Regions from separate parts of the Homo sapiens genome. Here region 2 is linked to region 1. A link is a loop called in an ENCODE intact Hi-C map of the cell type or tissue named here. Cell type or tissue: endothelial cell of umbilical vein. All regions are shown on one strand. Each heading gives the region's core, and the rest is flanking DNA. Links, peaks and the distances in the headings are about the cores only.

Region 1 (11,992 bases), core at 2,532-10,531:
AGATAGAAACTGGGCCCAGCCAGGCTGGATTTGGTTTGTGAGAAGATCGTCTTTTAATAATGGCTTGATTGATGATTGTGTGCCATGTGAAGTAACTGGAATGCTGGATGGTTACATGAAATTGTGGGAAAATTGACACAATGGGGAAAAGATGCTTGCTGAGCCTATGAAGTGCAACCTGTGCAAATATGATGATTCCTCAATTGCAAGATCAGGAACTCAGGATTACTGTGTAAAAAAGAAAATGAAGGCCGGGCGTGGTGGCTCACGTCTGTAATCCCAGCACTTTGGGAGGGCTGGGTGGGGGGGGGCGGGGCAGATCATGAGGTCAGGAGGAGTTCGAGACCAGCTTGGCCAATATGGTGAAACCCTGTCTGTACTAAAAATACAAAAATTAGCTGGGTGTGGTGGCGTGCGCCTGTACTCCCAGCTACTCAGGAGGCTGAGGCAGAAGAATTGCTTGAACCTAGGAGGCGGGACTGCAGTGAGCCGAGATTGTGCCACTGCACTCCAGCCTGGGCAACAGAGTGAGACTCTGTCTCAAAAAAAAAAAAAAAAAAAAAAGGAAAATGAATTAGTGAAGAAAGTAAGATGATGTAAAAACAACCATCCCCAGTGTCCTGAGGGTAGTGCTTCTAGCCGCTTTCCCCGCTCCCCCACCCCGTTGCTAGGAGAGAGATGAGTTAACACACAGGGACGTGTACATTATACCAGCCGGATCCACATACCTGGCAGCTGCAACCTGTTAAACCTGTGTTTTTTTCTTCTGTGTAAACACTATAAACAGGAAGGCAAACGTCATCCATTTACGCAGAAGAGAAAATTGATGATGAAAAACTGTCACTGCTTTGCTTAAAAAAGTCTAAGGTAAAGAACGTATTGACTCAGAGAGGGCCATTCAAAATCTAAAGTCTTCAATTTTATTGCTATTTCTGTATTAAGGATTCTGAAGGCAAAATTTCTTCAGAATCTGTTGTTTAGACTTTACAACAAAAATAGCTTTGGGGAGCTGCTTGCCTGGAGAGGTTTTGTGGTGACTATGGAAATTAATCTTCTTGATGGGAAATCAGCTGTTCACCATACTGCTGCCTTCATTCCCAAAGAAGAGTTTCCATTCCTACCTGGAATGGCTAGAGCCTGTTGGCTAGAGCAATGAGCCATTGAGGCCTCCTGATATTCCACCCGGGTGCAGCCTCCTTGAAGCTGCCTCAAGCCCCCTTCAGTTACTCCTTTATTCCCTTCACTGCTCCAGAAGGGTTTTCAAGCATCTGCAGCTGCACCTCTGTCTCAAGGGCAAGCTCTACTGTCAGCCACGCTGCTGCAAGGATGGGATTGAAAAGCAAGACCATTCATTTACTCTTTCATTCACAAATTTATTGAACTGATATTTAAGCTTAGAATTTATTCTTATCGTATTCTTACAAGAATGCAAATCCCTACTATGTTCCAGACTCTATGTGGGGGCACAGGTGACACACTGGTGAGCTAAAATAGATCCCATCCCAGGACTAATAGACCTTACAGTCTGGGTGACAGAGGAGTTAATCAAATAACTACATTGATGAATGTATATTTTCAAACTGAGGTGTTAAAAATAACAAACCCAGCCTGGGCAACATGACAAAACCTCATCTCTACAAAAAAATTAGTTGGGCATGGTGGTGCACACCCATAGTCCTAGCTACTCAGAAGGCTGATGTGGGAGGATCACCTGAGCCCGGGAGGTCGAGGCTGCAGTGAGCCATGATTGTGCCACTGCACTCTAGCCTGGGTGACAGAGTGAGCCTCTGCCTCAAAAAAAAAAAAAAAAAAAAAGAAAGAAAGAAAAGAAAAGAAAAATAACAAAGGAACTGTGGACTTAGACTAAAGCTACTCCAAGGAAGCTGTATTTAGCCATACTTAGAAGGCTGTGCGGATAAAATATGTGAATATGTGAAGCAGAGAGCATTATAGGGACGAGCCTCGTGGCTGAAAGAAGGATGGCTGAAACACAGGAGGGAAAGGCTGGTGCCTTGAGAGGCACCACGCCAAACCACATGGAGGTTCAAGATCTCGTAGAGAATTTTGGTCTTTATCATGAAAGCAAAGGGGAAGTTACTGATGGGTTCTTTGGTGGAGGTGACCTGAGGAGGGTTGCGTTTTAAAAAGAAAGCTTTGGCCTTGGGAGGGAAAAGAGCTGGAGAGAGGCCAGAGGGGTGGGAGGAATATCCCAGTTTGGAACCTTGAAGCAGTTTAGTTACATATCCAACATTCCTTCACCGTTGCCTCACTCCTGAACATTGTCCATTGCATGTCTGAGTCTTCTTCCAGACTCTACATTCCTTCAGTTTAGGAATGCTGACATATTTGCTTTTGGATCCCATGTAGTGTCTGACCCTGGGATTTGCATGTATGTCCAACAAATGCTGTATTTAAACAATGTGGCTGTTCCGCATCTCACAAGTCATGTTAGTTGGCTTAAAGGAGCATAGCTCTTCTGTATTCTAGTGATAACATTATATAGTGATCTAAGTTATTCCTGAGGACAGAAGGAGTTAGAGATACACTTGCCTTTTCTTTTGCTATCATATGTGCCTTGCATTTTATTTCCGTACATTAGTATCTTCAATATAATGACCTTTGTTGTCCTGTCTTCATGTCAACCTAAAGCATTGTTATTGTCATTAGTGTTACTACCGCCTCACAAATACATAGATATATTGGGGGAGATTTTTCCTGAGAGAAATCTGCAGATTTGAAGAGAAACCATGTCATACATTTTCTGAGTCTGAAAATCAGGAGTTGCAAACATAAATGAGTAAAGCAGCAGTAGGGAATGGCGCAGCCTGTGGCAGAACTAGGGGGAGCATGCTCTATCCCAAAGCATTCACATTCGAACACAAAATATACTGTGCTAGCTAAACCAGACATCTGGGGGCAAGTGTGGCTTAGTGACTATGGGTTTGTTGTTTCTTCTTTAATTGATTAAAAAAAGATTTAAACACAGAGAAGTTATAAAAATTTTCAGTGTAATTAGGGGTTGTGGGCCAAGCTTTATTGAGTGACATGAAGCTTCAAAGTTGTTTTGGGGAAGGGAGCAGGACCAAAATGCCTTCTTAGTGCAACTTTTTCAAAAAAACTTGTGAAGCCAGCTTCTAATATTCCCCTGGCTACTTGCTCTCTCTCTCTAATGGGCTGCAGCAGTTTCTCCTGTGCCTCAATCAAATGAATACATCACATAAATGAGGGTATAAACTGCATGAGTTTACAGAAAGGAAGAAGGTTATTATTACCTTTGAAATCAGAAGCCAAGAAAACATCTCTTCTCACACCTCCTCATCTCTTCTCTTACTTTCTGGGCAAGTCCCTAGGGGTAATTTTATTAGAGACTCTCCCTCAAAGTAAAAACTGAGGGGGGTATAAATAGCCCCGATCCTGCTCCCACCTGATCCTTAGATTAAGATTAGCATAAGCTCAGGCTGAGAGGTCACCACAAGGTCATAGTTTTCTGGGGTGAATAGTCACTTAATTCAGAAACTCAGGAATCTCATGCAAAGAATGCTTAGTTAACATATTTCCAGGAGAAAAATAATTCTAATTTGCTTTCTTATACCAAGAACCAGCAGTCTTAGTGATTTTGTAAATGCAGAAATTGGGCCCGTGGGATGGATGAAGCAGAAACGAGCAGAACAACAGGATTAATTGAGATCACTTTGCTGCTACGTTCTGCAATTTCATTACTACTCCTAAAACGCAATGGAGAGTCTCACAAACAGGCAACAGTGACTTTTGTTAGTATTCTGAGCCCTTCAGCAAAGTATATCCTCTTTGGGCTGATTTATACCATAAGGATAATAAAAATACATGCCTTACACATTTTAGTGGGCTGTTGTGAAGAGAAAATTAGATTATGTATGGCAAGGAACTTCACAATGACAAGATAATGTCATGTAATAATAATATTAAAGAAAATTATAGGAAACATATAGCACTTGCTATTTGTCAGGCACTGTTCTAAGCATTTACATTCATTATTTTATTTAGTTCTTATAATAACCTTCCGTATGGGCTAGAATCTATTGTTATCTCTAATTTTTAGATGGAAAAACAGAGCCACAGAGAACTGAAGTAACTTGCCCAAGCCTAGACAGTAAGAATTGGTGCTAGGATTTGAATCCATGCAGTCTGGCCCCTCTCAATCACTATGATTTAGGAATAAAAACAAAAAAACAAAAACATAGACGTTTAAGTAAACCAGAAGACTAGCATTTGAATCCTGGCTTCCCAGGCCATGTAACTATGGAGACAGTCTTCTTAAGCAGTCTGAATTTCAGTTTGTTTATCTGCAAAATGAAGTTGGATAATAATACTTATTTTTAGATGTTTGGTCAGGATTAAATAAGAAAACATGCAAAGCACAGTGTTTAATAGGAGGCACGTAGTGTGTTATTATTATTAGTTATTGTGGGTGAGATGGTATATTAGTCTTGTCAGACTGCCATAGCAAAATATCCACAGACTGGCTGGCTTAAACAACAGAAATTAATTTTCTCACAGGCCTGGAGGCTAGAAGTTCAAGATCAAGGTGGCAGCAGGGGTGGTTTCTGGTGAGGCCTCTCCTCCTGGCTGCCGCCTTCTCACTGTGCTCTCACATGGTCTTTCCTCTGTGCAGAGGAGAGAAAGAGGGCTCTGGTGTCTCTTCCTCTTTTTATAAAGATGACAGTCCTATTGGATCAGAGCTCCACACTTATAACTTAATTTAACCCTAATTACCTCCTTAATACAGTCACATTGGATGTTAGACCTTCAACATACTAATTTTGGGTGAATACAGTTCAGTCCATAACAGGTGGGTAGCTGGGAGGCGAGGAATAGAAGGATAGAAGGGGTATTTTAATGTCTACGGTAGATTTTTTTTTAAGGCATCGCTGCTGGAGGAAAAAACCCATCAGATATTCATAATACATTTGTAGGTATACAATATATTTGGCTCTGTATGTCATAGAAAACATCTCCATGCTATCTATTAATCTTTTAGGTGAGCCTGAATTTAAATACATTGGGAATATGCATGGGAATGAGGCTGTTGGACGAGAACTGCTCATTTTCTTGGCCCAGTACCTATGCAACGAATACCAGAAGGGGAACGAGACAATTGTCAACCTGATCCACAGTACCCGCATTCACATCATGCCTTCCCTGAACCCAGATGGCTTTGAGAAGGCAGCGTCTCAGGTGAGTGCCAGGCAGCTCAGATCAGGCGTGCTTTCTTCATTTTCTGTATGTTTGTACATACATGTTTATCTAAAAATTATGCCCTCGCACAAAGCTTACAGATGGTGCAGTGGAGGGCATAAGTGATGCATTCATTATTCAACTCACCAGTAAGAAAATAGTTTAGAATGAAAGGGATTATGGGTGAGTTTTTCCAGTGAAGACTGCAAATCAGAAATTGTGTTAAGAAGTTAATGTTCTAATAGTGTTCTGTTTTATGTTTTTCAATAAATTATTCATCCATTTTTGTGACTAGGTAAGTTTTGTTTTAAAAATCTACAAATATAAAAAATATCTACTGCCTTTTGTTGAAGAGTAACGCCATGGGTGTATGTGGATGAGCCAGTGTCACAGCGCCCTCTACTGAATTTAAGGAAGAAATACTTTTGGCCGGAATAATGTTTTACTGATGTTTACTTGGTTTTTACATACGCTGAGTAAAGTTAAAAAACAAGCGAAAACCCTACCTCTTAACTAAAAATAATTTAATATATCTTCGCTGTTAGATGAACTGGAAAGTAATGCCTTTTTAAGAGAAGATATATGGTGTGTGTTCCTATTTTATTGGACGGGGCGGGGGACATTATATTTGCTGTTTTCTACAGTTTAAAATAATTTTCTTAGTCTATGGGAACATGGGAACACATTCAAGTTAATATTTAGCATGTTTATCTACAGCTAAAAAATCCAATGACATAGTTTGACATTGTAAGAAACCCAGCCAATTTCTGTAAATAAATATAAAATTGATACGATTTCTAAAGTTATGAGAGAAAAATTCTAGTAATATATAAAATTAAATTATTTAATATTTTAAGGTAATATTCAGAATTTTTAGACACATGGGCAACAGATTATCATTGCTGTTTTCTGTCTTATAGATTTTTATCCCTCACAGTCTAAGGTATCTAAACTTCCATGACTTAAAATATGTGGGAAATATATCTATATCATGTGATATAATTTAACAGTAAAACAAGAAAATTCACATTATAAAATGAAACAAATATACCGAAAATTTATTAGTTTTCCAGATTGTACCATTAGTTAAATGAAGAGTTTAAACGGGAGAGAAATTCCTCAAATCATAAAGCCCTAGAACTTTTGTTCTAGGTTCATATTTTTTCATGAAGACTATAAGAGGGAGACATGTTATTAGTCTATAACGCATGTTAAATTCATTTTAAGCTTCTAATCTTTAGTTATTCTTCTAAATATTTAAAAAATAGGTTGCTGTGATTTACAGAGGCAATGAATATTTTACTTAAATCTAATTATAGAATGATATGCTTTGAAATAGGTCATTTATAACTAGTGAATATATATTGTGAAATTTGATAAATATCTCTTTATATTATTAACATTTAAAATATTATTCATCGAACATATTTTCAAAATACTTATGACAAGTACAGTGATGCATCTCTTAATAATGGGGAAGCATTCTGAGAAATGCAATGTTGGGTGATTTTGTCATTTTGTGAACATTCTAGAGTGCACCTACATAAACCTGCATGGTGTAGCCTACTACACACCTAGGCTATGTGATATAGCCCATGGTTCCTAGGCTACAAGTCTGTACAGCATGTTACTGTACTGAATACTGTAGGCAACTGCAACACACTAGTAACTATTTGTGTATCTAAACATAGAAAAGGTACAGTGAAAATACAGCATAAAAGATAAAAACAGTACCTTTGGACAGGGCTTTTACCATGAATGGAGCCAGAAGTTGCTCTGGGTGAGTCAATGAGTGAGTGGTGAGTGAATGTGAAGGCCTAGGACATTACTGTACACTACTATAGAATTTATAAACACTGTACACTCAGGTTACACTAAATTTATAAAAACTATTTTTCTTCCTGCAGTAATAAATTAAACTTACCTTACTGTAACTTTCTTTTTTTTTTGAGATGGAGTCTCACTCTGTCACCAGGATGGAGTGCAATGGCATGATCTCGGCTCACTGCACACTCCGACTCCCTGGTTCAAGCTATTTTCCTGCCTCAGCCTCCCAAGTAGCTGGGATTACAGGCACGTGCCATCATGCCCAGCTAATTTTTTATATTTTTATTAGAGACGGGGTTTCATCATGTTGGCCAGGATGGTCTTGATCTCCTGACCTCATGATCCACCCACCTTGGCCTCTCAAAGTGCTGGGATTACAGGCGTGAGCCACTGCACCTGGCCACCTTACTGTAACTTTTTTACTTTATAAACTTTTAAACTTTAAAAACCTTTTGGACTCTTTGTAATAACACTTAGATTGAAACACACAACACATTGTACAGCTGTCCAAAAATCTTTTCTGTCTTTATATCTTTATTCTACAAGCTTTTTTCTATTTTTAAAACTTTTTTAAAGCATTTTAATGGTTTCTTAGTTTTTCAAATGTTTTGTTAAATATAAGACACAGGCTGTGTGCAGCAGCTTATATCTATAATCCCAGTGCTTTGGGAGGCCCAGAGGAGAAGATTGCTTAAGGCCAGGAGTTTGAGACCAGCCTGAGCAACATAGCGAGACCCTGTCTTTACCAAAAATAAAAAACTTAGCCTAGCATGATTGTGCACATGTGTAGTCCCAGTGCTTTGGGAGGCCAAGGAGGGAGGATCACTTGAACCCAGGAGTTTGAGGTTACAGTTAGCTGTGATTATGCCACTGCACCCAAGCCTGGGCAACAGAGTGAGACCCTGTCTCTTAGAAAAAAGAAAAAGAAACTAAGACACAAACACACATATCGGCCTAGGCCTACACAGGGTCAGGATCATCAAAATGTCACTAGGCAATAGGAATTTTTCACCTCCATTATAGTCTTATGGGATCACTGCTGTATAGTCTGTCAGTCGTGGTAAGAAATGTCATTATGCGGCCCATCACAGTACTTTAAATCTGATACCTTCATGTTTATATAAGTAAAGTAGTGAAAATGCTGACATGGGAGGGCATTGTTGAAGTAAATAATCTTAATAGTTATTTTAAAGAGCATTGATAGGGACCTTAAATAGAAAGTGACATAATAATAAGCAACTAATGATTTTTCTCTTTGACTTTTTTTTTTTTAGCCTGGTGAACTCAAGGACTGGTTTGTGGGTCGAAGCAATGCCCAGGGAATAGATCTGAACCGGAACTTTCCAGACCTGGATAGGATAGTGTACGTGAATGAGAAAGAAGGTGGTCCAAATAATCATCTGTTGAAAAATATGAAGAAAATTGTGGATCAAAACACAAAGGTAGTGACCACGGGATAGTCTTCTTGGGTTCGTCTCTAGCCTAAGGAAATATGTTCCAATATCTTCATCATCATGAAGGACAGAGGAGTAACATCACAGCTTGTATGGGGTGGTTAACTGTGGCTTTAAGTCAAGGCTGGAAGGGCTGGTGCCATGAAATTTGTCCTGGCCCCTAGAATTGGGCCGTAGGTGGAGAGGAGTTGGAGGTGCAGATATAGGGAGGAACCCAGTTGTAGGTTTCTTAGAAAATCACCATGGCCTTCTCAGAGACCCTTTATTAGCTCATTTGATCAGCTCCTCCTGCCATATTACCCTGTTGCTCCTTTTCTCTTTTCCAGAACTTTCTCCTCCCTTGCTTTACAAAACTCTACTTTCTCCTACCTCTTCTACTGTCTTTCAAATCACTACTCAGTTTTTTTCCCTGTTTCTTCTACCTGGGCATAAATGCTGGCCATTTTCAGGGTCTCATCTGATACCGTTATTTGCTTCCCTGGGCTTCCCTCCTTACCTGTACTTTCAGTGTTGTCTGTTACACAAGGTCTCCCAGATCCGTGCCTCTAACTCCAGACCTTCCACAGAGATTTATGTCTCTGTTTTACTAGCTAACTTGGGTTCCTTTAACTGGTGGAACTTGATATCTCAAGCTCAGGTTGTCCAGAAACAAATATTTTCCCTTAGAACCACTATTCTTTCATTTATCCCAATCATCAAAGCTTTTGATTTTTCCATCTCTGTCACCGCTCACCAGTTACCACCTCTCAGCGATTTGATCTCTCTGACACCTCTTCCATTTCCCTTCTTCTGCAAACTCATTCCCCTGCCTCAGCTGAGATCCCCACGGTCTCCTGCTGTAACTGGCACAGTGGCCTCCTACTTGTGTTTCATGTCCAGCCTCTCCCAACTCTATTCTATCTTCTCAAATTCTCAATCTTCCAGAGTGACCTCACACACAAATTATTGCTCTTTTGCTTAAAAAACCTTAGCAGCTCTCCACTGCCCAGAAGATAAAGTGAAAACTTAATGTGATGGTTAAGTATGGAGACTCTAGAGGTAACCACCTTGGTGTAAATCATGGCTTCATACTTGCTGTGTGAACTTTGTAAAGTTATTTGACCTCTCTGTGCTTCAGGTTCTTCATCTGTAATATGGAAGTGATAATATCTACCTCATAGGATAAGGATTGAATGAGTTAATACATATAAAGTACTTGAAGCCAGGACCTGGAACTTTTATTACCATTTCAGTGTAATTTTTTGGTACTCTCTGTTATGTAGCTCAGGGCTAGGTGGACACATTTACATATCCACTAAACATTTGGTGCATCTTTGAACCAATATTGTCATCAGTCACTTGGAGGACAAATTGAGCCCATCTTGGAGGAAAGGTGAAGAACTGCTGTCAGCAGCCCTCTATTCCTTCTCTATTGTTCTGGGTATTTCTGCTTTCATATGTCCCCTACATGTAGTGTCTTTCCTAAGTGAGAGCTCGCAAAGTACCATTTCTCCATTTCATTCTAGTTGCTGGGTCATTCCAGCAGCTCTTGGCCCCTGGAAGCTGCCGGCTGGTTTATTCCTTAAGCTGGCTTCGATACCCTATAGACTCAACTCATACCAACTCTTTTGTGCTCCTAAACATACCATTTTCTAACAATTTTATGTCTTCAGATGAGTTGCTGCTCCAACTGTCTAGAATTCTCTTGTCTTTCCTTCCATGCCACTCCCTCTGTGAAGTCATCCTCTACTCTTCAAGACAGATTCTTTTTTCACATGTTCTTCATCTATACTTCCAGTATGGGCTTACTGTTACATCCAGCTTTATGTATGTTATTTGTTTATACACCTGTTTTCCCCTTTGATTCTAGAATTTGATCACTTGATTGTAAGAATTACGATTAATATTTGATTATGACAGGCAGTAGGCTGAGGGCCTGTTATGAATAAACACAATCCAGCTCAGCAAACAAATCACAATATCTGAAAAAGAGGGCCACTGCAAGTAAGCAGACAGGAATCCAGACAAGTGTTCATCATGGGGTTGGGATGCTGGATGAAGGATCCAGGAGACAGGGAGCCTTAGATTATTGGTTTAAACTTTTAAAAACTCTCCTGCCTATATATGGGATTCATTGCAGAAACATGGGCTGAGCCTACAGGTGGGGGCTGGTCTTCTTAGTGGTGGCAAATCCATACAGGTCTTCAGCAACCTCAATTCTTGCCTCCTCAGAAGAATTCGACCAAGAGGCATAAGGCAGAGTGAGAGACTAAAGCAAGTTTTAGAGCAGGAGTGAAAGTTTATTAAAAAGTTTAGAGCATGAATGAAAGGAGGTAAAGTACACTTGGAAGAGGGCCAAGCAGGCAACTTGAGAGATCAAGTGCACTGTTTGACCTTTGACTTGGGGTTTTCTATGTTGGCATGCTTACAAGGGAGCAGGAGGTTGTGTGTCTTTTCCCCTGATTCTTCCCTTGGGGTGGGCTGTCCACATGCACAGTAGCCTCCTAGCACTTGGTAGGCACTGTATTCACAGTGTGTTTATCGAAGTTGTATGCATGCTCTCTTGAGTTGTTCTTCCCTTACCAGTTGAGTGTTCCTACTAAGTCACATACCAGTTAATCCGTGCCATTTTGCCTCTTAGTATGCTTAAGCCCACTTGCCCAACTCCTGCCGTCTTATCAGGAAGCCGATCACCAGTTTTAGGCTTTTCTGTCTGTTGAGGGACTGCCTTTCCCTGGCACTTGCTGCAACCAATTATTATGTTACAGAGGCAGTTTAACAACCGCTTGACCATCACCTGATGGTTGCCTGACATTCCTGGTGGTTGGAGGGCCCTCTCTTGTCCTGCTCATGTCTGACTACCTACCTACCATAACATTTCCCCCCTCAAGAATCCAAGACCTCAATTCTTTGGGAAAAATGGATAAAGGTCAGTCTTCTGTAACTGCTTCCTACTGATAGAGGGGTGGTGGTGGTTGTTTTGTGGGTCTTCACCTCTTGCTAGCTGTCAGGGTAGGATGGCTCCATGGGTTGGTAAAAACAGTATCCAGCCAGGCTGGAGGGAGAAAGGGGTGGAATTAAGCCTCTGTCATGTCTTGTTGATGGGAAGTCTAGGGGTCCTCTGTAGAAGGGTGACTCTTGAATACTGACATGATGGTGTCTCTCACTGAGGATCATCTGGAGCTTGATGGCCTGAAGGCAAGAGGAGACGAATTAGTTTATTAGATTTAGAAGAATGTCAAAATGAAATAAGGGAGTGAGGACAACTCCAAAAAATCCTGACGCTGCCAACACACTCAGGTAACTGGTGGCTATTTTCGTGCCTGCTAAGACTTGTGTGGATGGGGTTACAAGCCAATTCCAATGTGTTCCCAGAATTAGAATATTGATCCAGATTTTTACATTACCCATTCCTCTTGTTTCTTCTGAGCTGTGGCCAGAGATCACTGGTTGGTTCACAGGAATAAACAGGGTTAGTCTAAATTGCAGACAAAAACTCAAAAACAACTGCTGAGAAT
Region 2 (11,992 bases), core at 1,713-9,712, 690 kb before region 1:
ATATTTTTTGCTAATGTTATCCTCTATAGAATTGTGCTATGAAAATCACAAGTAACAAGGAGAGTATTGTATGGAGCTATGATGCAAATGTGTCAGAAAAGTGATGCTCCCCAACCCACCCACATCAACATCTCATCCATTATTTGTCTAAAATTAACTTTGAGTTGCAATTACAAACTGCATTTTATTAAATGAGTAACATAATTTTATTTTCATTATTTTTAGTTTCAAGTTTCAATATAAAGTTTCATTCAAAGTGGTTTTTTGTTTTTGTTTTGCTATTTTATATTAAATTTTGCCCTGGCTCAAGTAAATTCACTTTAGTTGATCCATTCCAGTACCATTTATTCTCAGATTAAAAAGAAATTACCTGTTACAGAATGATATCCTCAACAGTGTTAGCCAACATCAGTTATCATCCAAGGAACTAGCTGGAGGCATGCTCTTAAATCTACTTACTTGTAGGAAATGGGCCAGACATTTGGGTCTTTTCTTTCTTTAAATCCAGCCAAGAGGAGAAAACTGACAACATCGAACTTTATCTGAGCTCTGTGCTTCTGGAAAGCAGGTATAGTCCAGAAATTCCACCAACCTTTTATTTTCTGAAATCTCCCCACTCTTATTTTCCAGGAAATGGCTTAAGGAAAAGAACTACCTTTCCCCTTATGACATAGATAAGACTCACTGTCCACTCTTTCTCCTGACTTCCCTAAGACCCATGAAGACTCCCTTGTTTACCTGAGCCTTGGACAAATACAGACCTTTCCTCTTTTGCCTGAAGCTGCAGACAAGAACAGACACAGACCTTTCAACTCCTTGTTCTTTGTCTCATGAATGATTTAGCTGAGATTTGAACTGTTTGTCCTTCTGAAACTAGCCAGATAGATAGAGCTAAACATTTGCATTACAGCTATTTGAGACTTCTCCTGATAGCAAAACAATCCCAACTATAAATCATCTTACCTATAACTTTTCTACTCCTCCCTATAAAATTCTGCAGTAAAACTACCCTGCCAAGCTACTTTGATCTCTGGATTTGAGGTGCTCTCCCTATAGTAATAGCTTGAATAAAATCAATCTGCTTACTTGTGCGCACACGTTTGTGTGTGTGTCTTTGACAAAACACAGTCTGGTCCCTATATATGACAAACTGGTGTGGATAGGATAAAAAGTAATATAGTTGCTTAGTAGGATTACAGCTATTTCTGGCATGGAGAAAAGAGACAATGGCTCACTAGAAAAGAATCTCATTAGGGGCTCTAGCTCAGGGATGTTGGAACTTTTTCCAGTAAAACCCTTTTCCAGATCTGCTCCCTCACCTACAACACATTTACCCATGTGTGTGCAGCTGAAAGGAAAGTTTCATAAACTCAGCCTCTCTACAGGTGATATACTCCAATACTTTGCATTCTGTTTTGTTCTTTTTTGCAAGGCTGGTGGCAATTCACCTAAACTACATGTCAATCTCCCAGGCAGAAACCTTCACTAATTGGCCATTGCCTGCAGAATAAAATGAAAATTTCCAAGGCTTTTGAGCATTCTTATTGTTCCAAGTAGAAAATGTCCACCTGTCCACCAATAATCCCCTCCTCCCCCTCTACTTGAATCTTACTTATTCTTCAAATAAGTCATTTTCTCTCTTCTTTAATCAGTCTAACCCAAAATGAACTCCCTCTCTGTGGAACTTTCATAGAGCATTTTAATATTTCACTAATTTGGTGCTTATCTTCATCACCTTGTACTATTGGTTATGTTTATATGAGTAGGAAAATAGACTATAAAATAATGAACTAGAGTTCCATGATTTGTTACCTGACTTGGTTGACCATTCAGCAAGTATACTTTTTTACATGCTGTTTGCAAGAAGGCACTGTAGAGGCATGGGCACAGATGAAAAATTAGCCAATTACCAGTCTTGCCCTTAAAGTTTAGAGTCTCAGAGGAGAGGTAATACAGGTAGGAAAGTACAGGATGGTAATTCCTATTCACATAAAAATACAATTCTTCATCCCTGTGTGAAGCCTTTCCTTGAATGGCTGAAAATAAAATAGCAAACTAACAAAAGCATGTTTTAAAGATAATAAGAAATCACTCTTTGCATGTCATCTAGAATGTAAGCTCCATAATGCAGATTTGGTCTGTTTAACCACTGCTCATCCCAGCACCTAGAACACTATTTGGGAAATAGGTGGTTTTCAGTAACTCATTACTGGATAAATTAATAAATACCTAGAGCTTATTTCTTTAGAGAAGCTCAACATATGAGTTTCACATTTCATGAGCATTATACATCATCTTACTCATTCTATAGCTCTTCCTACCACTTTTTACCTAATAATAGTTCATGTTGCTTTATCTATATTAATAATTTAATCCTAAGATTAGGCCTATGAGGCAGGTATTGTTATAATGCTACACTAAATCTAAAATCCTCAGAAATACTCATTAGGATCTCATGGACTTGTATATGAGCAGAATCACAGGCTGATTTACGCAAAAAGATGATATATGGGCTATTCATAAACCTCCTTCTTGAAAACTCAGTGACATGAAGCACAAATTAATTCAGAATAACACAAATCAATGTAGACAGGCTTTTCATGATGGTCTTCAATGTATATTTGATCAACTTTCTGTAATGTTCAGGTTTGATATATTCATGAATTGAAAACAGATTTTAATGTCTGTCAAACAAAACATGACCAGGATAGGCATGCCCTCAGGGCAGAAGAAATTATATTCTGCATGCCAAAGTCAAATATAAATGGCGTGGTATATTTCCATTTTTTGTGTTACCCAGACCACTGCTTCCTTGTATTTTCTTAAATTATATAGAATCATTTTGCACCTATTTCGTTGTTCTTTAGTTTTTAAATTCACCACTGTGAAGCTGCAGTATCAGTTTAGAAGAGATTAGTATAACAGTCTCTTTATATCTCTAGAGGTAGCACATAGTGACGCGGCAGTAGCTGCTCTTTCCTGCCTGAATCATATTGCTGTCCACCTGCACACTAGGCCCTGTCTTTGAAAGTTGTCTGGTGTAATGACCAGTAGGAAGTGATAAAATGTAAGTGACCCATCAGGGAATTATAAGGATGTTCTGGGAAGGTAATGATCCTTCATCAAAGGTGTGTCCAGCCTCTTGACAAGCAGTAGCTATCCAGCATCCCCATGCCAGACACTCCCTTCCAGAATAGCTGTAACTGCCAGGTGAACAGTCTTGGTGACTTCGTCCATGATGCACAGAGTTTTAGAGAAAGTAAGCCCAAGGCTGGCAGATCCCCAGTCCAGGTTAGAATCGACTTTATAATTTTAGAAAGTCTTAGGTTTTAAAACTTGATGTCTGTTAAGAATTCATTTAGATATTACATATATTGCTGTTGTCCAACTGTGTCAATGTGGCCAAAGGCCCTACAGCACTACAGCACAGAAAGATATCGGTTCATAAAGAAAAATTGCCACTGCTGTGATTCTATATTAATCAGACAGCAATAAGCATGTTTGTTGTTTAAGAAGATCCCTACCGTTTTTTCAAAGCTGGCCTCACAAACCAGAGTCAAAGTCATAAACCTGGCCACATGCAGTGGCTTACGCCTGTGATCCCAGCACTTTGGGAGGCCAAGGCAGGAGGATGGCTTGAGCCCAGAAGTTTGAGATCAGCCTGGGCAACATAGTGAGACCTCATCTCTATTTAAAAATAAATAAATAAATAAACATAAACCTTTCAGCACTCAAGAGTAGTGAGGCAAAATCAAGTAGGGAAGCTACAAATTTGTACCCAGGTAAACAGATTAAAAAAAAAAATTTTATTTTGCAATGCCACCTCATTCTTCTCCAAAATCAACATTAAGCACAAAACAAAAGTTTAATACACACCTCTAATAATATACAAAATGATTTGATAGTACCAGCACACATTTAGGGAGTTATATGTGATGACTCGATGAAAAATTTATTCCCTTGGTACACAATTTGGGTTGTCTGCAAAATAAGAACTGACGATATCTATAGCACAAAAATAATATTTTGAGTGTTCACTGTCTGCCAAGCACTTAACATATTTAAGCCTCCTTTCATCCCTATGACCACATTGTAAAGCAGGGAAGTAATGCTATGTCTACTTTGGAGATAAGGAAAATGAAATTCCCAGAAGCAATGTGCCCAAGGAGAGGAAGAGGCAGGAAGAGCTCGGTGAGCATGATCATGGCTCAGGTTCTCCATCCACATGCCTAAGACAGGGGTGAGTGTGAAGATGGGAACTGACTCAGAATTAACTGTGTGATCATGGGCAAGTTGCCAAGTTAACCCTCATATCTAAATTCAGGTATCCTTGAACAAACATAGACAGATACTGATGATCCGCCATGTTTACTATAACCATAAACTCTTTGTGAATTAAAAATGGCCTCTCAACCTGGAAAAAATGTAAAATAATATTGAGAATGGAATCCACTAAACAGGAAAAAAAAAAAAAACTCCAGCGCATCAGCTACATCTTTTTCAACTGAGGGTTTCTTTAACTACCTTAAAGTTGTGTTTGTAATTAACTAGGTTTGATTGAACATAAATTAAATGTCTTTTGGTCGCAGAGAAGTTCAACATTCGGGTATGTATGCCTAAAACACTGTAGTCTTAGAGAATGTCATGAAGACTGTGTTCATTTCTAATTCTTCAGTAATTAGAGGTGGGTTTACATTTTGGTCACCGCAGCTATTTCCGTAGCGTGTGGCTAAACTATTGGGCATGCTGAGCTAATACTTCACAACATAGTTCTGCGGGTGCCAAAGGCCACAGGCACCAAGGTTTCCAGTTAAATTGTTAGGAAAAAAATGCCAAAATGTCTGGATCCTGAATTGGAAGCTTCTGCTTCTTCTTCGTAAAAGTGAGGAAAGCCCCTATTAGCAAAAGACCAAACTGAGATTAGTGGCCAATCTGTAGACTTTCTATTATTTCACATAGTTTTAAAGTTATTTTTCTGCAAATTTTTGTCATGGAAAAGTCAGCAATTTTTTTTTGCAATTTTTCTGTTATCTCTGAATACAATGACTCTTCTGCCTTTATAAACCAAATTGTCCAAAATTAAGAAGACATGGCCATAAGTGAGACTGAGGTCTTCCTATTTATCTCAACTGAAAGCCACAAACTTGCATGGAATGAGACTGTTCATTATTTACCAGGGCAAATTTCAGGCTTGTTTTAAATGAAATCAAAATATCCTCTCTGCATCAATGTTCCTGACACACATATTTAGGGATATAGAGGAATCAATAAAGTTATGCTTTAAAAGAAGGATTATTAATCTATTTAATATGGATTGTTAGAGGTGGAGACAGCAAATTTTGAGAACAGGCAACAAACTGGTTTTTTGGCATGTCTTAGAAGTAATTGCAGCAGCCAGCCAGTAGACGGCAATGTTTGACAAACACCCGAATCCAAGAAAAATAATTTTGCTCTGTTGTGTCCCGGTGCTGCCTGTGTAAAACTAATTTCACACCAGCCACCATGCTAAACACTGGGAATGCCAAAGCTTTGTCTTTTTCCCCAGTGAACTGTGAGCAATGCATGCAACTCTTCCAGATAATCCCTTAATCATATTTAAAAATAGGAATAGTGGCCGGGCGCGGTGGCTCACACCTATAATCCCAGCACTTTGGGAGGCCAAGGCGGGTGGATCACAAGGTCAGGAGATCAAGACCAGCCTGGCCAACATGGTGAAACCCCGTCTCTACTAAAAATACAAAAAATTAGCCAGGCGTGGTGGCGCATGCCTGTAGTCCCAGCTACTCGGGAGGCTGAGGCAGGAGAACTGCTTGAACTCGGGAGGTGGAGGTTGCAGTGAGCCGAGATTGCGCCACTGCACTCCAGCCTGGGTGACAGAGCGAGACTCCATCTCAAAAAACAAACAAAAAACGAATAGCTTCTTCTCTTTTTCTCAAAATCCATGTAGTAGGCAGGGGCCTAGGCCAGGTGTGTCCTGAAGGCCTTTGTAGATCAATGAATCCTAATACTGGTAAACTGGATTATTTTAAAATAGAAGCTGTAAAAGGATCAGTAGCTCTACAATGAGGAAGAACAGAATGAATGCCTACAAAGGCATTAATAACTGTGTGTATTATCAAACACTGTTTTTATAATACTATTTTTGAAATCTCAGAAAATGTGCATTAAATTCTAAAATTCTAAAAATTAGCCAAAACCAGACAAACCTAAAACCATAATGGGATACTACTACACATCTATTAGAATGACTAAAATTTAAATATATATACTACTTTTTTTAATTTTTATTTTTCTTAAAGACAGTGACTTGCTGTGTCACCCAGGCTAGGTAAAGTGGCACAATCATAGCTCACTGAAGCCTCAAACTCCTGGGCTAAAGCAGTCCTCTTATTTCTGCCTACTAGTAGCTAGGACTAGAGGCACATGCAACCACACCCGGCTATTTTTTAATTTTGGTACAGACAGGGGTCTTGCTATGTTGCCCAGGCAGGTCGCAAACTCCTGGCCTCAAGCAATTGTCCCACCTCCACCTCTCAAAGTGCTGGGATTACAGGTGTGAGCCACCATTCCTGGCCCTACATATACTACATTTACATACACACACACACACACACACACACACACACAATACCAAGTACTGCTGAAGATGAAGAACTACTGGAATTCTCATATGTTGCTGGTGGGAACGCAAAATGGTACAGCCAGTTTGGAAAGCAGTTTGGAATTTCTTACAAAGATAAAACATATGCTTACCAAAGGACCAAACAATCCTACTCCCAGTACTTACCTTCACTCAAGAACATTTACACAAATGTTTATACCATTATTCACAATTGCCAAAAAATGAGAACAGCCCAAATGTCCTTTAGCAGGTAAATGAATAAACAGACTCTAATACATTTATAAACCAGAATATTATTAAGCAATAAAAAAGAAACAAACTATTGATACATGCAACAATATGAATGAATCTCAAATGTGTTTTGCTAAGTTAGTGTTTCTCAACCTCATTATTGTTTTAGGCCAGATCATTCTTTGTTGTAGGGGGCTGTCCTAAGCATAGGAGGACTTTTAGCAGCCTCCTTGCCTCTTCCCACTAGATCCATGTTGCACTTCCCCAACCCACCTCGTTGTGGCAACCGATAATGTCTCCAGAGACTGCCAAATGTCCCCTGGAGAGGCCAAGGTTTTTCCCAGGTGAGACCCACTGTGCCAAGCAAAAAGAGCCAACTTCATAAGATTACATAGTGGATGCTTCCACCTATGTAACATTGTGGAAAAGGCCAAACCGCAGAAACAGAAAACAGCACAGTGGCTGCCAGGCATTAAGGCCAGGAAGAAGATTTGACTACAAAGGAGTAGCACGGGGAATTGCACAAGCCAGAATCTTGTTCCACATCTTGATGATGCGTGATACATTTGTCTGTGCATTTATCAAAACTCATGGGCCTATCTACCTTAAAAAGTGAATTTTGGGCCGGGCATGGTGGCTCACTCCTGTAATCCCAGCACTTTGGGAGGTTGAGGCGGGTGGATCACCTGAGGTCGGGAGTTCGAGACCAGCCTGACCAAAATGGAGAAACCCCATCTCTACCAAAAATACAGAATTAGTCGGGGGTGGTGGCACTTGCCTGTAATCCCAGCTGCTGGGGAGGCTGAGGCAGGAGAATCGCTTGAACCTGGAAGGCAGAGGTTGCAGTGAGCCGAGACCGCGCCATTGCACTCCACCTGGGCAACCAGAGTGAAACTCCGTCTCACAAAAAAAAAAGTGAATTTTACCCTACATACATTTTAAAAATGAATTTTTACAAACCTATAAAACACTACTTTATCTCTTTCTTTTATTTTTTTTTTTTTTTTTTTGAGACGGAGTCTTGCTCTGTGGCCCAGGCTGGAGTGCAGTGGTACGATCTCGGCTCACTGCAAGCTCCGCTTCCCAGGTTCACGCCATTCTCCTGCCTCAGCCTCCCGAGTAGCTGGGACTACAGGCGCCCCCCACCACGCCCGGCTAATTTTCTTGTATTTTTAATAGAGACGGGTTTTCACCGTGTTAGCCAGGATGGTCTCGTGAGCCACTGCGCCCGGCCCCAACACTACTTTGTCTCTTAAGTGATATAAACATCATAGGAGAGATTCCTAAATTTAAAAAGAATGCTACTTAATTCAGCATTGAATAACAAAGTTCTGAATTTTCACATCAAATAAATTAATATAGAAATGATGATAAAATATGTAAACAGTACTGCAAGGTTTAACTAAAGTTCTCTGTCTATGAATAACTGGATATCTGTACATACAGGATAGTTTTTAAAGACTTTATAATAGTTTACTTACAGTAATTATTTCAAAAAACTGAATTTATTGGATCTCTTAAATTAATTTCTAAATAAAAATGGAATTTCCAGGCCAGGTGTGGTGGCTCACACATGTAATCCCAGCACGTTGGGTGGCCGAGGTGGGCGGATCACGAGGTCAGGAGTTCGAGACCAGCCTGGCCGACACAGTGAAACCCCATCTCTACTAAAAATACAAAAATTAGCCAGGCACGTTGGCACACGCTTGTAGTCCCAGCTACTCCGGAACCTGAGGCAGGAGAATTGCTTGAACCCGGGAGGTGGAGGTTGTGGTGAGCCGAGATCAGGCCACTGCACTCCAGCCTGGGCAACATAGCAAGACTCTGTCTCAAAAAAAAAAAAAAAGGAATTTCTGGCCGGGTGCTGTGGCTCACACCTGTAATCCCAGCACTTTGGGAGGCTAAGGAGGGTGAATCACTTGAGGTCAGGAATTCAAGACCAGCCTGGCCAACATGGTGAAACCCCATCTCTACCAAAAACACAAAAATTTGCCAGGCATGGTGGCAGGAGCCTCTAAACCCAGCTTCTCGGGAGGCTGAGGCAGGAGACTCGCTTGAACACAGGAAGCGAAGGTTACAGTGAGCCCCTGTTGAGCCGCTACACTTCAGCCTGGGTGCCAGAGCAAGATTCTGTCTCAAAAAAAGAAAAAAAAAAAAAAAAAGGAATTTCCATTCCATTTCTAAATGGAAATGAAATTTCAGAAAACAGTGTTTTCTTCATGCTTCTTAGAAAAACATGTGATCCATAAACTGGGTGTAATGGATCATGCCTGTAATCCCAGCTACTTAGCAGGCTAAGGTGGGAGGATTACTTGAGGCCAGGAGTTTGAGACCAGCCTGAGCAACACAGCGAGACCACATCCCCCACCTCCATCTCTGAAAAAATAAATACATACACACATAAAAAGAAAAATATGTGATATATCTTGCTAAAATAAAATAATTAATTTTTTGCCTGTACTGACATTTTCACTTCATTTATATGAATTTTCCTGTAACTACTTATACAGAAAAACCTCAGAAAATGTGAAAAAAAGAAGCAGTTTTCTTCATGACATAACATTTTAAAAATTAACTCTCAAAGTACTGCTTTAGTAACTTGGAAATGACAAGAATTCCAGGCATTATTTTCCCTCACCAGAGCATAATAAATTCCCCTGCTTACACATCATTGGCTGGAAGAATGGTGGCCCTAAAAATAAAAATTAAAAGTACAACTAACGATGAAGAAAGTTGGGGGCGAGGGCCCAGCTGGGAGTTGAGACTAATACTGTGGGAGTGGTAACTGCACATCAAGACTTTCTCACCACTCCCCAGGGAGATGTAAAATATATGATTAAGGGGACAAAAGACGTTCCAAGCTTGACTCCCAAGACTGCTCGCCTTTGAGTTATTATAGACTAATGACCGCAGTTTGGCTAGCTCTCTAACTGAACCCTGAAACAAACAGGAGTTTTATTTGTGGTGGGTAAATGTAACTGCTAGACGCCGTTGGTTCTTGATAGTATTATATGTCACGTTTTGGATAACGTATTTTTCCTAATACAGAAAAAGTCATTTGATGAGTATAAGAAAACTTTCTAAAAAGATGGCAGAACAACCACAAACAGGTAGAATCAGATAGTATATAATGAATTTTGTATGAAAGGAAATTCAGCACTAAGCCAGTAAATTGAAGAATATGGTTTGTTGATTCCTGTTGAAGGGACTACAAAGATGCTGGGAGAAATAAGACTTACTAACAGTTTGCTTCCTACAGTGCTGAAATGGAAATAAGAAAGGCCTAGGTTTGGGAATCCTGGGTCCTACTTATGAGCCTGAGAATCACAAGAATCAATACAGAATCATCTCAAGGAGTTGTGCCATAGCTGGGCTCATTGGACTAATTATATAAATAGGATGCTTTTGGAGTGCTGTGTTTGGAAAAGAAGAAATTAGTAGCCATACACAAAATCAAATGATCTTTGCTATCATCAGCCGCTCCCCAAGGTTTTGTTTGTTTATTTGTTTGGGTTTTTTTTTTTAATTCCGTGAGTTGTAAAAATAATCTTGTAAAGCCGGGCGCGGTGGCTCACGCCTGTAATCCCAGCACTTTGGGAGGCCGAGGCGGGCGGATTGCCTGAGCTCAGGAGTTCGAAACCAGCTTGGGCAACGTGGCAAAACCTTGTCTCTACTAAAAATACAAAAAAGTTAGCCGGGTGTGGTGGCATGCACCTGTAATCCCAGCTACTCAGGAGGCTGAGGCAGGAGAATCACTTGAACCCAGGAGGCGGAGGTTGCGGTAAGCAGAGATCATGTCACTGCACTCCAGCCTGGCGACAGAGCAAGACTATCTCAAAAAAATAAATAAATAAAAAATAAAAAAAAAATCTTGTAACATTTACTAAAAGAAGAATGATTTCTTCATGACAAGAGCAATTAAAAACACTCCAAAATGGGTTTCTTTAACTATTTTTTTGCTTGTTTGTTTACACTTTGTTTTTCAAAATTTTATTAACTAACTCCAAAGTTCAAAGTCCATCATCAAACATTAGTAAGATTCAATCTCCTGCTCTATATAATGGAGATAACAACACGTATCAAGGTTTTTGTGAGAATCAAATGGTATGGAAACTATAAAATAGTAACCATATTTAAGGAATTATTTATGTAGGTACCAAATATATTTTCTTTGTTATTGAAATGAATTTGAGATACAGATCCAATGTTCAGCTATGCAATGCATATATTTACATAATCTTTAAACTTATTGTGTGTGTGTGTGTATATATATATATATATCTTTAACCTTAATCTTATTCAGTGTTCAGCTATGCAATGCATATATTTACATAATCTTTAAGCTTCTTGTGTGTGTATGCACATATATATATATATACACATATATACATATATCTTTAACAAAAGGAAACCTATTTTTTGAGAATTTTTAAGAATCAGTTTCTTATAATGGAAGAAGTAGAATATCATTTGGAATAGGTTATTAAATGTCATGGCTACAAATAGCCCAGATCCTCGGAGCTCCCTAAATCCCATCCCAAACTTCAATTTGTAGCTAGTAAAAATCACATATTATGAGGGATGGTGGTTGTCCCTAAAGACCACATAAACTATGGTTTCCTATAGGAAATGACCAAGACTTCCAGCACTTTTAAGAAAGCATGTAAAATAAACCATTATCAAATTTAAATCTAAATATTATAACCCTAAGGAAAAATCAACTTCACAGATTTTAAAAAAATAATAAAACTTATTTTTGTGACACAATTTCCCAGGAACTTAATCTTGGTTGAAGGATGTTTGCTAAGGATGGATGTTTGTTATACTATTTGCTCAGTAAAACAATTCCCACCAGCCAGCAGTTACAGCCTTTGTGGCTCCAGTTTTATGTAACAAGTTATATTTAAACTACCCTAGCAGCTACTGAAAATGCCATTCAGGAGCTACCTGAAAGCTGTTCCCAGGGCCTAGTCTGTGTTCCAGGTGAAAGAGTACATCAAAGACATCTTTCCAGAAATGATGATAACTACATTTCCTTAGGGATAGTTAAAATTCTGCTATGGATAATCTGAATTATTGCCAGAAACCCTAGGATTTATGGATAACAAAAATAAAAAAAAGAGAGATTAATATTTGCTC

What was found. Peaks named below come from ENCODE experiments on the same cell type or tissue, not always from the same donor. Only the 100,000 strongest peaks of a DNase experiment are listed, where the experiment ranks them.
Region 2: a loop joins it to region 1, with 23 times the contacts of the local background. A loop is called at or near these places in 6 of 110 quality-filtered maps.

What each region holds. Positions count from the first base shown.
Region 1 is chr4:165,459,373-165,471,364 of GRCh38, forward strand. It overlaps CPE (carboxypeptidase E), which reads left to right. Exons shown (of 9, transcript NM_001873.4): 2 at 5,018-5,214; 3 at 8,316-8,483. Among named protein-coding and RNA genes, the nearest start is that of MIR578, 79 kb to the left of the region's middle. In endothelial cell of umbilical vein, for the core only: a CTCF peak has its summit at 5,611 (motif pointing left); a DNase peak (open chromatin) is centred at 5,609.
Region 2 is chr4:164,774,534-164,786,525 of GRCh38, forward strand. All of the region lies in intron 2 of SMIM31 (small integral membrane protein 31), which reads left to right. Among named protein-coding and RNA genes, the nearest start is that of SMIM31, 26 kb to the left of the region's middle. In endothelial cell of umbilical vein, for the core only: a CTCF peak has its summit at 5,379 (motif pointing right); no DNase peak of the experiment used is centred there.